Linked DNA regions of Mus musculus: region 1 is linked to region 2. Evidence: chromatin loops called from intact Hi-C (ENCODE). Cell type or tissue: heart. All regions are shown on one strand.

Evidence for each region. Hi-C counts contacts between places; a loop is a spot of excess contacts. Peaks named below come from ENCODE experiments on the same cell type or tissue, not always from the same donor. Only the 100,000 strongest peaks of a DNase experiment are listed, where the experiment ranks them.
Region 1: it touches region 2 in a loop (17-fold over the local background); 20 of 42 quality-filtered maps call a loop at or near these places.

Annotation. Positions count from the first base shown.
Region 1 is chr1:17,979,382-17,981,881 of GRCm38, forward strand. No RefSeq gene overlaps it. Among named protein-coding and RNA genes, the nearest start is that of Crisp4, 170 kb to the right of the region's middle. In heart, a CTCF peak has its summit at 1,440 (motif pointing right); no DNase peak of the experiment used is centred here.
Region 2 is chr1:18,104,960-18,107,459 of GRCm38, forward strand. No RefSeq gene overlaps it. Among named protein-coding and RNA genes, the nearest start is that of Crisp4, 40 kb to the right of the region's middle. In heart, CTCF peaks have their summits at 1,390 (motif pointing left) and 1,987 (motif pointing left); no DNase peak of the experiment used is centred here.

The sequences.
Region 1 (2,500 bases), 130 kb before region 2:
TTTTCTGTTCTTTTTCTTATTTATTTATCTATTTATTTATATTCTTTTGGGTTTTTTTGAGACAGGTTTTCTCTGTGTAGCCCTGGCTGTCCTGGAACTCACTCTGTAGAAAATCTGCCTGCCTCTGGCTCCCAAGTGTGCCACCACTGCCCGGCTTTCTCCATTTCTTTAGACAAATCTTATACTAATAACACAAGAAGAATAGCAGGCCCAGGTAACCAGTATCTGGTTAGGGACCATGTTGGAATGGTGGATCCAGGCCTGGATCTAGCACTTCTCCTTGATCCAACAAGTTGTTATAGTCACGTGGATCCCCTAAACACATTGAAGCCAGGCGATTTCTCTTTCTCAATTACTTTTGTAGAGTCCACCCAGCTCTTTTCTTTTCCCTCTCAGTCTCCTGGTACCTGAGATTAACCCTGCCCCACAGAGAAAAAAGTCCTTCCCACTCATTATCAGGCTTCCTGCCACACAGCTCCAGCTTTCTGGCTACCCTAAACCCACTCTACACAGCATTCCCTCACACTTGCACCCAGCTTACACCTGAAACAAATGGAGTAGGACGCTGCTGCACATGATATCTGAGCCTCATAGTGAGTTCTGCACCCCTCAGATAAAAGATACGCAGGCAAAATTCTAAGCTTGGAATGCAAGCCACACAACAAAAGAAAACCAAAATTCTAAATTCTGATTTCGTTTGTTTCCATTCCCAACCCAAAATACGAAAAATAAGAAAATATGTACTGTAATCAAATCATAGCCATGGCAGTATCCCCTAAAAAGGACAACTTAAGTGACATTAAAAATTCAGACCTCAGGGTCATGAAGAACATAATTACAAGCCAAATGACTGATGGGCACAAAACCATGAGCACACAGCTGAAGGAAGTAGGGACGATGCAGGATAAGAAAACTGACTGGAAGTAAATAAGTAAAAGCACTGAAGAAAAAATTCAAACTGAGATGAAACAAGATATGAAAAATACAAAGAGATATGGAAAGAAACAGAATATCAGGTTTGAAAACAAGGTAAAAGAGTGGAAAGATTCAGTCAAAGAAAATGATTATTTAAAATAAAATCTTCCATGCAAATAGCACTTGTTGAAGTTAAAATTTCAATTCCAGCTGCACTTTCTTCACTTGTATGAAATACCTTAAATTTCTGACAGAGTAACTTCTTCTGAAGAGCTTTCTTGGGACCTGAATGTTCTTATCTGTGAAAACCAAGAGACACCAAAACAAACAAACAAACACCCTTTATCTTTCCTCACGACATCCACTACTACAAGTAAATATCTGTTAGCAATATTGACTTGGGGGAAGATATTTCAGAAACTCAGGATTTTCATGGGATACAGATGTCTCAAGAAGTCAGTGGTTTCTCAGCTCACTGCGCAGACTAAAGGCGAATTCATCCTGCCCTGTACCACTTTCACCACAAGATGGTGATATTGTGTTGTGTTGAGTAAGAAACAAGTTTGTCTTCTTAGAAGCACACTAAATTTGCTCTAATAGGAAGCACAGAAAATCCACTTTTAAAACTCAAAAAGTTCTGTGTAAAAGCTGTGGCACATTTTAGCACATCCTTAAAGAATTCAGTTACACAATGGTTACAAACATGGAAAGTGAGTAACTCTACTGAATTAAAAACGGATCAAGACAGAAGAACAAAACTCAAAGGAGAGAAATAATCACAAACAATCATCTCTGAGAGAAGTAGGCGACATTAAGGAATCATAAAATGCAGGGCTGAAATCAATAAAACAGACACATAGAGAAGACTATGTCAATAGACACATGGAACCTGTGTGGTAAAATAGGACATTTGCTCAGTATAACAGCTCCAAAGAGTGTGAGGACAGAAGGAACACATCTCAGAATAATAAAGACAAAGACACACAGAACTAAAACAAAAAGTACAACAACAACAACAACAAAAGAAAACTGTAATTATTCTACTCTAACCAGGACTAACTCAACACACAATACATCAATTAGTCCACAATTCAAAAGAAAAAAGCCAACAATAAGGAAGATTGATGGGCCTTAAAAGGGAATTCAATCCTGACATTTGCTACATGGTCTTGGTTCATACCCATATCCAGGTTCTGCTTTTAGTCAAGCTCAAAACACTTTAAAGACACTTTATTTTCAATGGGCAATAGTCATTTCAGAGTTTCAAAACTAACCAAATACTGAGAATAACTAACTGCTTCCTGTGTAGCTTGTAACTGGAAATCTACATTACCACATATAATATTATTCTCAGTGAAATTGTCTAGACTCATTAATTAAAGAGAAACTGACAAATGCAATTTCACGTCATATCATCTTTCTACTATCACCTGACATCCACCCACACCAAACCTTGCTCAATCTCTCAAACATACCTGGATTATTTGCTAAAGTCTCCTCTGTCTTCATCACCCAGGGCTCTTAGCTCTCATTCACAGTTGAGCAGATCTGTCTGAACCATGGGTGACCTGCATATGGGAAAGAA
Region 2 (2,500 bases):
TGGGGATAAGAGTTAGGGATTCAAAATGGGGGAACACAGGAAGAAGAGTGAATTTCTTAATATTTGAGTTGAAAGAAAATCATAAAAACTACTTGCAGGAATGCATTATGCAAACAGAGAAATAATTACACATTTGAAATGAAAAGGATAAAGAAAATTCCAAGAAGTGAACTGTCTATACTTCATTTAAATATGAAGTAATCACTGTGGTTGTCAGGTATATGTGTATAGACATGCCTACACTCATATACACTATACTTCACCCACACCCTTCTAAACACATGTAGAGGGCACAGCTTTCAGAAAGCACTAAACTAGTCACAACTGTTAACCAGGCAGGCTTTTTCTTCAGAAAAAAAGGAAAGGGCTTGTTCACTTATCTAAAACCCTGGGGACCATTTGCTGTTCAATGGAGCTAGCTTTTAACCTAAATTCCACCAAATCCTTAGCATTGTTTAAGTCCTTGTCAAGAGCCTTGCTCTCAGTGAATAGAAACCACCCTTATGGAAAGTTCCTTTGTACTTTGCATTATGAATTAATAGAACCCATACGATATGCTTATTACAAATCCTTTCTCCTTAGGCCCTCATCCTGAACACTTTCTCTGTCAATTGTAATCTATTCTTATGGTAATAGTCACAGGTGCTCCATTAAGGAGATGTAATTTGCAAGGGAATATCTGTATAGCCATGTCTAATGCTTTGTTGTGATAATTGTCATATAGATCATTTTCCCTAATGTCTCCTTGTGTTTAAATGTGTAAGACATATAAACTGGTCAGGCTCCATAAATTTTAATCCAGCACCAGCACAGTCTTATTTTCATGCAAATTGCTTTTCTGCTATTAGTGATGCCTGCAGGAATGCCATAATGCAAATAAGGGTGTGCTCATGCACACACACACACACACACACACACACACACACACACACACACACACCTAACATAATAATAGTTAAGCATCAGTGATGTTTTGAGAAGAAAGGTAGTCAAAGAATCCTTGGGAAATAGTGACCTATTTCCGCTAAGCACTGCATTTGAAATTTGGGTACAGTCTGAGCTCTGCTAAGGCAACACTGTCCAGTATATTACATTTAAACATGTACCAGAGAAGTTTAAAAGAAAAATCTGGAAACCGGGTTTGCCATGATTGCTGGGACTTGACTAGCAGGATTTTACACTGAATGAGAAACTTCAAGTTGAGGCAGGCACAGGTTTCTGTTACTCTTTCAAAACCATATGTAGCGAGTCAGTAGCTCAACATGTGTCTTAGATGAAAACACATCTAAGATAATCCTGCCTATAAAGAGCTAAGAAGAAATGAAAATGAAATTCAGACTAGGAACAAAGTTCAGGCTCCTGCTTTGTTAAAAATGGCGTAAGAAATGCAACAGAGCCCTCTGCTGGTGCATTACATCAATACATGGAAATTTCTACAGTGGATGCTCTTGTTTACGATCTGTTTTCTTCTGAGCTGTTTCCAGGATCTGCTTAAAATAAGAGTGGCCATCTTCATAGCAAAAAGAAGATAAACCTCTTCTCCACCTTTTTGTATATTAAGAATAACATGTTGTCTAACACATCATCTTAAATTATGCTCTGAAAAATCAAATGTTACTACAGATGAGTGGATTTCAAACGTGAGATACCATGCTTTGAACACAAATGAGATTGACTTTAGAATACAAATTATCTCCATGCCCTTTTCACACATAACTTGGTTTTATTTAGAGTAGACAAGCAACTTTATATATTTTATAAATTTTTGTTTACATCTTATTAAAGTAACTCTGGTATTTGCAAAACATTATAAGCTAATAAAGAGGCTTGTTTGCATACCCCATGGCATTTAGATAAATGAACGACCCAAACCTCCATCAGATAGCCCACAAAGTAAGTCAAAGTTTAGAAATGATCGCCTTTCACCAGGATGACACCTTTTGAAAGGAGTACTAAACAGTGTGTATAGTATGCCATCTAGTGGTCTGCTGGATTAACTTTCCTGAAAATTTGCTGTGGTTTAAATGGTCAGGATCTGAACTTCTGTTCAAGAAAAGCTGAAAAACTATTCCCTCTATTAGGCTAATGGCTTCACAGTAGTAAAATTCCGTGTTGAATTCTCCTCCTCTTTCCCATAAGAGTATGCATACACCAAAGGCTCATTTAAACATTGGAGTTGTGCTACATCCCCACTAGTAATAGTGATTTGGATGAATAAACTCATAATTGTATATTAGGTATGGTCCTATTGCAGTGATGTAGTAGTGCCCTTCTATGTCAAGAAAACCGTAAAATTGTAGAATTAATTAACATCTCTGTGATCAGTATTCAGTCCAGAGATTTGAACAACCTGCTTGGTTTTTGTACCCACATAAAATGTGAGGGCAGCGTGCTATTAGCTGTTGATAAGGAGGTAAATCAAGGATGTGACACAGACCATTTTTGGATTTTCCCCCCAAATGTCTGTCTTCTATATCTTTTTTATTTTTTGCTTCCCCCC